2 separate regions of the Mus musculus genome follow, and region 2 is linked to region 1. Evidence: chromatin loops called from intact Hi-C (ENCODE). Cell type or tissue: gastrocnemius. All regions are shown on one strand. Links, peaks and the distances in the headings refer to the core of each region. The heading gives the core; the rest is flanking DNA.

Region 1 (5,380 bases), core at 296-5,295:
TAATCCCAGCCTCCACAGCCTGCTGGGCCCTGCTCCCTCCTGTGGCTGGACCATGCCCTGCTCCTGGGTCACACTCTACTCTAGATGCCCAGGTCTTTCCAACCCTTCCACCACTAAGTCCCTGCTCCAAGTTTCCTAGCCTTTCAATTGTGAAGGAAGACATCAGCATTCCTGGACACCACCAGACTCACTCCTAATGAACATGCCAACTCTGACAAGCTTGAAACACACTCCTATCCCAGCTCCCTTACCCTACTCAATCCCAGCTGCACGACTGTAGGTGCTTGGAGCCTATATAAGGGGATTAACTGTCAGAAGTGGGTCACTAGGGATGGACTTTTCAAGAGTACAGCCCTGTTCCTGGTCTGGTGTACTCGTACAGCCCAGAGAAACATGAGGAGTTTCAGCCACAAGGGCCTGTCACAAAGAATGCCACCAAACCTTCCCCACTGTAGGAGTGGGAACTCTTGGGAACTGAGAGTTCAATCAAACCATTCTTCCCTTCAGGAAGTCTTTCTGCCTGATATTTTGGTCGTGGTGACCCAGAAGTAACTAATATACAAGAGAAATCAGCCACTGGCTGAAGTCATGGAAGTGTGGAAATCGTGCATTATTATTCCATTTTTCAAAGTGTACTTCGTGGGTGCTGTGAGTTATGTGGCTTCCCTCTCTCTCTCTTTCTCAGAGAGAGAAAGAGAGAGAGAGAGAGAGAGAGAGAGAGAGAGAGAGAGAGAGAAGCAATGTGTGGTAGGCAGATCAAAGCAAGCGGGATTAAACAGCGGCCACAGACAAAGGGCAAAGGAGGGACTGTGGCCGGCCGTGATGGATGGTGATGGATGGTGATGGCCCTGTACTATCAAACAGCGCTCGTCTTCATCAAAGTCAGCTGTGCCTGCTTCTAGCGACCATCACTGTAGGTGGATTGCTAACTGGTTCCTCAAAGGTGGGGTGGAGAGGGTCATAGGAACCTCACCTGAGACTCCAGCCACTCCTCCTATGCACTTGTACACACCGGGGATGTTTGAGTGTGGCTATGGTTATAATAGGAAGAATCTGGGCCCCAAGATCAGATCGACTTGAAAAACAAAAACGAAAACGAGTGTTTTGTTTTCAAGGGGCTGAGACACATTTACCAAGTAGTATCTTTGGAATCTGGGATGATCCACCATGGTCCAGAAATAGTAGGGAATGAACAGCCCAAAGGACCCTTCTTCTAATCTCCTGGCTCCGGCTAAGTATCCTGTCCGTATTCTCAGGTCCCCAAGAATGAGAACAGTAGGGAATACTTAGCTAGCCATTCTTTAATAAAGCAAAATAAACTCTCCTGTGAGTGGTTTTGAAACAGCTCTCTGGGGAGCCATTCCCTGCCTTAGACATGCTCCCTTGAGACCCAAGCCACCGAGAGGAGACTTAAATTCCCACCCTAAAGTAAGTGTGATCTTCAATCACACTGTTACCAGCAGGACACAAGAGGCTGTCACGATGAACCCATGGTTTGGCGGGATAAACGCACTGTGCTATCTCCAGCTCCACCTTGGCCTTTCGGGGATGACAAATGGTCCTTGGCCTTTGGGTGGCTTGACTTCGTTTTTTTGTTTTTTGTTTTGTTTTGGTTTGTTTTGGTTTGTTTTGGTTTGGTTTGGTTTTGCTCAGTTTTGCCTTGTGTTGTCTACAGTGGAGTGCAGCCTGTGCCTGCACTGTCATGTGTGATGGAGGACAGCCTCCCATATTCAATCCTAATAACCAGTCATGCTGCCTCCTTGCCCCATCTCTAACAGATGCTACGGTAGACCAACTTCACTCCTCAGCGAGTGCTGGGCCAGGGGGAGCGTGTTATGGTTTGAATATATAATGTCTGCCCCAGATTCAGGGTTTGGATGCCTGCTTTCCAGCCTGTATTATCATTTAGGGAGGCTCTGGAAACTTAGGGGGTGAGGCTCAGCTAGAGGAATTAGGTTACTGGGTGTGGGTAGTCCGTAGTCTGTCTGTCTGTCTGTCTCTCTCTCTCTCTCTCTCTGTGTGTCTGTGTGTGTGTGTGTCTGTCTGTCTGTCTGTCTGTCTCTGTCCCTCTCACTCTCATTCCTGGACAGTCATGAACAGCTCTTCTCTACCACATGCTCCTATTGCTTTGATGTTTTGTTCAAGTCCATCATGGGATCAATAGACCAGGAACCATGACCCTTCTGAAACAATGAGCACAATCAATCAACCAATCAACCAACCAATCAATTAATCAATCAATCCTTCCTTCCTTCCTTAAGTTTTCCTATCAGATATATTGATCACAGGAACGAGAAAAGCAACAAAATACAGAATGAGGGAGTGAAGAGAACACAAGGCCTCTCTGTCCTGTTACCCAAGTCATAGGTGTGACAAAGACTACAGGTGGCCTGACACAGCCTATCCACTGCTCTCTACAGTAGCAGCGTGTTCATCTAGGCACATAGCCAAGCAAATGGAGATGACACTCTCATCCTCCTTCTGAGTGAGTATCATCCTTCAAAGCCATGTGGAAGGTTCTAGGTGGTAGAGATGCATCCAGGCAGTCCCATGACTCCACATTCCTTATGTTGCTTGAACTATGGGTGCTACCATCTTGGGCACCCATAGGAAGAGACCCATCCTATGGAGGGTGGAACAGTATTTTTGGAGAAGACTGAAGCTCTGGAAGACCGAATCATTCCCTTCTGGGCTCTATGAGGGACATAAACTGCCATGCTTATATTTTTACTATGTTAGGGTGTCTTACCTTGGACATGACCTGTTACCCTAATTACAATAGCTCTGACCAAAGACAGAGTTACCTTGAAGATGGCTTGATTCAAGCAGCTCTAAGTCACCAGAGTTCATCTACACAGACGTCAAGGACAAACCCTGTAAGCCTATGTCATCATGGTGGCCAAATGGTTCTCTGGGAAGGCAAGGTGTTCATTTACCCCTTGTCTGTAGCTCTGTCCTGAGGGGGAAGCACTGAGAAGTACCCTAGAGACGTATCTAGAGATGGGCTATGTATTGCACTGTCCTCACAATGAGTGGCCTCATCCTCATGGCCAAAGATGGTGGTGCCCACAGCTCAGGCAGAGGAAGTGGGAAGGACAAAGAGGAAACTTGAAATGTAGCCACGGGCCCTTCATGCATCCTCACCACCTTGAGCCTTCTCACACGAGCTCATCCTTCAGGGGAACCCCAGACCCACAGGAAGGAGCAGGGCAGGCAGAGGCAGAGGTGAGGGAGTGGATCTGTATGGAGAAACAGCCTGGTGCACGTCCATGTGTGTGCCAACCTGTTCCCAAAGGGAAGCTCACAAATACACCTGCCTATCAGACTTTCTCTCCTAGGAAGGCAGACATGTTTACAGAGTACACAACTCACTAAGACCCACTGGAGAGAAGTACAGGAGGCAGGGTAGGTGGAAGTGAAGCCGAAGTCAGGAAGGGCTCTCCAGGGCTCACCTGCTGTGACTATCTGCCTCCTCACCTCCTGGTTGTGGGCAGGAGCTGGACCCAGAGACCCCTCTCCAGATCGCCTCCCTCAGCTTCTCCAAGTACAGGGCTCCTGTGTGGTGGGGGGCTGCCAGTGCCTCCCACCTGATGAGAGAAGGACAGACACTGCCACTGTGCCCCCGTGGGCATCACACTTCTCTTTTATGCTCACCCAATGGCTGGTCTGCTGACCTGCAGATGCTCCAGTCTTGCATGTGAATGTAGCCCTAACTTTGCATAGCCTTCTTCACCAGAAACCTTTGTGTAAGGGCCCAAGTTAACACTGTGCTCTGTGTGCTCCCAGCACAGATCTTCTGCAGATAACCCATGAGCCCATCACATCACAACCAGGATCCCTTACTGCTTTAGGTCCGAGAATATTCTATCTCTCCTTCACGATACTAACAACTCTTGAAATCCATGCTGGGAAATTTCGAGACAGGATATAGATCATTGTAGATTTAAAAATAAACTAAAGAAACTGGTAAGGTAAGCATAAAAGGTGACCTTGGGACATCTGGCCAGATGTGACAATGGGCCTACTAGATGCTTTTCTGAAGCCTCTCAGGCTCCTATGGTGTTCCCACCTAGCCTCACCCTATCCAGTCAAAATTGTAAGTCACATCCACACGGAAGAGAGGAAGGACAACGTCCCTTATACATCACAACAGATTAGACACGCGCATGCCCTTTGCTATTCTTGCGACATCTCTGAGATATACTTTTTTTTTTTTTTCAAAAAAAGAAATTAAAGAAGGCAGCAAATGTGTCTCAGTTGTTCGAGGGGTTGGCTAGCACACACAAAGCTCTGACTTTGATCTCCTCACTTTATAAACCTGAAGCAAGACATTCTCAGCACCGGGGAGTAAAGTCAGAGGCATCAGCAGTCCAAGGCCCCTCTAGGCTGCACAAGACACTGTCTCAAGAAAGATACAGGGGAGAAAAGGAAAAGCAAAAGAGTTTGGAAGAAGAAGGCGAGGCGGTGCAGCTTGGGGTGGTGTGGACTCCTGTGGGCCCTCAAGAAGGTGAATCACTGTAGGGAAGTGGCCAGGGTTGGTTATCCCCAAAGTGGGGGGCAGGGGGGTGGGGACAGAGCCCTATAGGTTCCTCAGACTGAGGTGACAAGCAGCTTGATGATCTGGCCTCTTGTCTACAGAGCAGTCACTTCCCCCACGAAAAACCCCAGTGCCTTCCAGGAACCGCACAGAACGTTCGTTCCTACTTCCCTTTGCCACAAACATTCTGCAGCCCCTGCTTATCTGATTGGATCCACAGGTTCATTTGCAGGCAAATGGGATCCCATTTATGGTGACTTGGCCTTTCCTGCTCTAGACTGGTTAACCCTGGCTTTAACCTGCAGCAACGAGATCCTAGGTGAAGACCTGGAGCAGGGGAAAGCCCAGGCTCCTTGCTTCTGTATGCAACCCTAAAAATGGGTACAAGAAGCCTAAAGGACCAGCGAGCAATCGGGATATTCAGTGTGGCCTTGAGGGAAGGGCTTTTTGGCCCCAGAGACTTCACTCCTCCCCCCATTTTAATATTTATTGAATTGACAATACTAGCTGTATATATGAATGAGACATAACATGTTGCCATACCTGTATACATGGTGTAAAAATTACACCAGGGCAATTGGCCTACATATCACATAAAACATTTATCATTTCTGTGTACAAGAACCCTTGAAAACCTTCCCCTTTCTAAGCTACAATGTATCTCCTTTCTAAGCTACAATGTATCTCCTTTCTAAGCTACAATGTATCTCCTTTCTAAGCTACAATGTATCTCCTTTATAAAACAATGTATCTCCTGATGCATTGTTTTCAACCATAGTGACTGTAGCATGCTACAAAACATTAGAAGTGACTTCTCCCACCTGTTCCCTAGCCTGGTTAACT
Region 2 (5,380 bases), core at 155-5,154, 48 kb before region 1:
CAAGATCCCCAAATATCCACTGTGACTGCCAAGGACGCCAAATACACATCTAAGTACTTCTGGATCCATCTCAGATAGTCTGTCCTCTACTGTCCAAGCCAAAAAGGAAACCTGCTTGCAGATCTAGTGGGGATTTTTAGGAACCAGGTAACTAGTCACCAAGGAGACACTGAGTGCATTCGGCTTGCCTGTGAAATAATTGTGACAGAAAGGAATCAATTATGGCCCATCTGTAGTTCATTAATATGATCTGTTGAAAAAGAGGCCAAATTCACCAAGTCTAAAAATAGGACCGATGCAAGTCTGGCCCAAAGCACATTAGGCAATAAAAAGATCCCTACATCTGCAGGAATGAGAGCCCCGGGACACTTCCTTGTTCTTTACTCCTTATCCACAGAGGTAACTGGAAATGGATACATTTTATTTTCTTTCCAGAAAAAAACAGAGAGAAAAACATTCCGTAAGGATCATTGTGGTCAAAAATATCATCCCATGTTCAGGAAGGCTCAGCTCAGAGACAGAGTTCACTTACTCCTGACAGAAATCTTACACATTCCCGAGACTGCTAGTATTTCTGCTTAAATCACACGCACAGAGAAATAGAAGGTTCCAGGGCAGCAATTCTCAAAGTGGGACAAAGCACTGGCTTTAGGAGGTCCATCGATAGGAGCCTGCTCTTGGGGAGGGTTTCACAGTTGTAATGAGTATCAAAATAATCTAAGTCACGGGCCCTTCTGTTCCTCTCCCCTCCCCCTCCCCCTCCCCCTCCCCCTCCCCCTCTAGAGTCTTTGGAGTAAACTTCTACTTAAACTGTCTGTGTCTTGCTCACTGATCTATTGCTGTGAGGAGACACCATGACCAAGACAATTCTTATAAAGGCAAGCATTTAATTAGAGGCTTGCTTAGCATTTCAGAGAGCTGGTACACCCCCCAGTGACACTCTTTCTCCAACAAGACCACCCCACTAAATCCTTTCAAATATTGCCACTCCCAGATGACTAAGCATTTAAACATATGATCCTATGGCATACCATTCTTATTCAAACCACCACAACCAAATTATTTCTTTCAAGGAGACAGGAGAGTCACCCCCACACACACCCAAAAATATCGCTCTCTGACCAAATCTTCTTCATGTTGCACAAGCCATTGGTTTGTGCTGTGCTGAGAACCTAGACTGGAATGAACTGAGCCCTGAACCGTGTCTTTGAAGGGAAACCAAGTATCTCTGGTGCTCTGTTCTTCCGGGGAGTTGAGGCTGCAGGCACAGGATGGGGGTGTTTGACCCCTTGATTCCTCTGTGGACTTACTCTTCATAACACATGCTTTGGGACCAGGCTCATCTACTTCTGGGAACCACAGCAGAGGTATAATGGGAAGCTAGTGGGCTCTTCCTATGGGTCTGTGGTTTGGAAGTATCTGTGATAGGATGGAAGCAGGTTTAGGGAACACACACATTTAGCTCTCAAAAAAAAAAGAGAAATTTGATACCTTGGCAACAATCCCTAAACATCTCTTCTCTGAGGAGAAAGACTACAGCCATCTCCATCGTGGGTTTCTGCTTGACTGTTAAAAATACTAAATTAGACCAGACACCAAAATAGTGGAAAAGAAAAATAACATTTCAGTGTGATTTGCTTTTGTGCAAAGTAGAAGCATTTATATAGCTTGTGTCTAAGCACAGAATATTTCTGGAAAGATTTGCCCAGACTGTTCACAACGGTTACTTATCCAAGCAACAAGTAAAGAAGAGGGCGGGAAAGTGGCTTCTGAGTCCCATTCTGTTGCTGTCTGTGTGTTGGCCATTTTTACAATGACCTGCATTGCTTTTTTAATAGAAGATATTTTGAACAATGGCAAACAATGAGGGCAACATTTAAAAGCTTCTGCCAGTGCCCTAGCAAGACTGAGCCTATGAGACACATGTCTGAGTGAGCTATTCATTTGCATATACATAATCATCAGAATAGATAATACATATCACACTGTAATCACAATGAAATAGGCTTGCATTAGCATAATAATCAAAACACAGAATGCATATTGCATAATGGTCATTAGGAGGCCTGTTCAGGCAGAAGCGAGGCATGGGCATAGAACTGAAAGCAGTTGGGGTGGGGATGTACTCCCTGCCTCCAGATGGTGAGAGAGCCCTTCTCTCTGGCACTGGTCACAGCCTTGAATGTAACATCTATAGCACTGACTGTGGCCCAGCAAAACCTCTATGAATCAGTGCTGGTGCTTCCAGTAACCTTCAGAAGCAGACTCCGTTGTCCTGTATCTGACAGATGCAGAGACTGAGGCTATGGAAGTTCATGCTATTATCATGGCAGAGGAGGCTAACTGCCCAGCCACACCAGCATGGTACTTTCCATAGTGCAAGATTGGCATGAGGGTATGTCTCCCCCATCATTCCAGAATACGGTAAGTATCATCTTCATCAAGTTCTGCCTCTAGACAGAGGTCTAAAAGGGTATAGGGCATACAGAATAACAATATAGGAGGAGCTTGGGTTCTTCAGCCATCCACCTCCCTTAGAAAAGGCATATATACGGGGCCATGGGTATGTTTTAAGCAGCTTCTTTGTAACTGGTACTAGTTTCCTTAAACAATGCAATAGATACAATGTTGCACCAGGATTTATTGTTTTAAGGGCTGAAATGTACCACTGGGACACCGGGGCCATTACAGCTGTGTCATGGGAAACTCATATCTTCAAACCACACCATGGATCTATTGTTTACTTATGGCCCCATCCAGCGATCAGCTCTGTGTTCAACCCTGGATGGAAGCCAAGTGAAGAAACAAACAAACAAAACCTTGGCACAGATGGCACCTGCCCACTGTGCAGATCTCCTCAGACATGATTCTATTTATAAGCTGAAGGTGAGGTGTGCTCCCAGACAATCTGTCATAGACAGCAGCAGTCACTGGGAGTGTCATCGGGCGTCTCTGGGCCATGGAGAACCCTGGGTGCCCCGGTTTCTCCTACAGTCCTCCTTCACCACCCAACTGGGCAACAGTTAGGCCCGGGCTCACCTTAACCCAACATAAACACAAACCCCACTGTACTTCACCCAAACGACTCCCGTGCATTTTTAGCTTACTGGCAGCATCCTGCCTGCTTGGCATGGAGGCTGAGGTGAGGTAAGCTCTAACCCTTAGGGATGCATGCTCCACGGCCCTGCTCTAGCTGTGCTGACACCAGTGAGGGATGTGAGGAGAATCTTGATGACTCAAGAAGGTGACTGTCTGTAAACAGGATCAGTAGACGGCCAGCCAGGGACCAGGCCTGTGAAAAACGCCATTAGATGTATTTCACATAGATGCCCTACACATCTTCCCGTGTTTCATACCCATGACCCTATCAGATGGATAGATCATATCTGATATGTGAAATGAGCTAACCCAATGTACTGTGATCCATCTTAATCCTCTGTGGGTGCAAGTTCACTGTGAGGCTGAGGAGATGACTCAAAAGATGAAGAACTTGCTGTAGAAGCATGAAGACCAGAAATCCTGTCCTCAGCATCCACATAAGCACAGGGGTGTGGCCTCCCACCTGGAAAGGCAAACACAGGAGCCCAGTGTTAACCTCTGCTCTCCATATGCACACACATACATACATACAGAGAGAGAGAGAGAGAGATATGATGATGAATCTACTGTGAGTGTTGGCTCCATATGAGCAGATGTGGGGTCTATGTTTGTTTGTCTAGCTGACCCAAGACCCCTGTATCATCCTAAAACTTTGTAGTGTTTGGAAATCTCTGTTATCAAGGAAGGGCCAAGAAGAAGTGGAAAGCCATCATCTTACACATTAGGGACCTGGAAGAGCGAAGCTCATGGAGAAAGCAGAAGGGCACTTGCCAGGAGCAAGGAGGAAGAACAGGGGAACTTTTTTTTTCAACCATAGGCACAGTCTTTGGGTAATTTGATCAGGCACAGACTCTGAGAATGAAAATATTTATTTGGGTAAACCTGCGATACTCAGAGTGAGAATTCAAGCATATTAGATGACATTTGGGCTACTCTGGGAGGAAGCATCTTTGGGCTTTCTATCAATCCCTGATCAGCTGATCTTCTGAGTATCCTAAGGCCCTCTCTAAGGAGTAACATGTACTAGTGGTAGGTGCCGCATCCGTGGGAGGCCCCCAAAGTTTCGGCAAGAACCATGCCATCTCCCACTTGCTGGCGTTGGTAAAGACAGCATGACTGGCAAGTGTCAAAATACAGAAGTGAGCCTGATCCCCTGGGGTAAATGAGGAACTGGCTGGTTGGTGCCAAGCATGGGCCGTTAGAGGATGAAGACCATGCACTCATGTGGTAAGCCTAAAGAGAGGCCTTTGTTGATATGTTTTCCATGACCAAATTCCTACACAGGAGGGTGTTACACAGAGGCCTCCAGCAGCAGGGCTTCAGCAAAGCTCTGTCAGTTTGTAGAGAAATACCTGCAGAAGAGAACCAGTGAACTCGGGACTCAGGGAGTAAGGAATCAAGTAATTGTCTCCTTCTGGTTGCAATCTCGTGCTACATGCATTCTTAAGACAACGTGAGGCACACTAAGGACTGCAGAGGAAAGGTTTTCAGTAATGGTATTTTGAGACAAAACAATAAGTTAAATTTGCTCAGGGAAAAAGAAGATGGAAGTGGGGGTCTCAGGGAAGTGGGGTCTTGGTTAAGTGCAATGAGTAGCTTCATTAGCGGCTGAGTTCAGTTCCCAAACTGACTTAGTTCCATTCATTTGTTCAAAGCTATTGGCATGCTAATTCCTCTGTCAACTGTTTACAGATGCTTGCCCTTGGCCCTGGACTCTCTTCCTGGTCCTGGGGATAAAACAAGGAACACACAGTACTCATGCAGCTTACACTCTGAGGAGACGGGAATGAACCCAAGTCACAGAGCTCCCGAGCTCACATCCAAGCGTAAAATGCTGGTTTGCTAAACCACACAGGCTGTAGTCTACACCTTAAAGCTCAGAAAGACTGTCGGAGCCCTCCTTCTGACTTTATCCCAGAAAAAAATCAGCCAAGGCATTTTAGCTCCCAACCCGGGGCAGATGTCACATCCAGCAGGAGACTTGAAAGCTACAGATGCGTTGACCTTTGTGGGTGAGAAGCTGGGTAGCCCTGAAGAAGGATTTTTGCCAGCTGAGGTCTGTCACATGTCTGGAGGAGATTCCTTGAGCTTGGGCTTCTTGAAACGCAGGACTTCAGGAAGACAGGGCCCTGTGGGTATCAATATAAGTAGTCCATGCTTTCCACAGTCCCCATAGTTAATCCCATCTGTGAGACCCCCTCATTCCATCTTATTGCCCTATACCACAGAAGCAGGGGAGGGTCCTCAAGGAACAGCATCTACTATCATGATCACAATTGCT

The links. Hi-C counts contacts between places; a loop is a spot of excess contacts. Peaks named below come from ENCODE experiments on the same cell type or tissue, not always from the same donor. Only the 100,000 strongest peaks of a DNase experiment are listed, where the experiment ranks them.
Region 2: a loop joins it to region 1, with 2.2 times the contacts of the local background. A loop is called at or near these places in 7 of 42 quality-filtered maps.

The regions. Positions count from the first base shown.
Region 1 is chr8:126,799,661-126,805,040 of GRCm38, forward strand. Gm31718 (a long non-coding RNA gene) reads right to left here. Exons shown (of 8, transcript XR_879375.3): 8 at 5,047-5,380. Among named protein-coding and RNA genes, the nearest start is that of Gm45805, 44 kb to the left of the region's middle. In gastrocnemius, for the core only: no CTCF peak of the experiment used is centred there; no DNase peak of the experiment used is centred there; H3K27ac peaks cover 2,179 bases.
Region 2 is chr8:126,751,618-126,756,997 of GRCm38, forward strand. Gm45805 (a long non-coding RNA gene) reads right to left here. Exons shown (of 3, transcript XR_003947622.1): 3 at 3,956-5,228. Among named protein-coding and RNA genes, the nearest start is that of Gm45805, 4.0 kb to the right of the region's middle. In gastrocnemius, for the core only: no CTCF peak of the experiment used is centred there; DNase peaks (open chromatin) are centred at 2,139, 2,907 and 3,117; H3K4me3 peaks cover 425 bases; H3K27ac peaks cover 2,584 bases.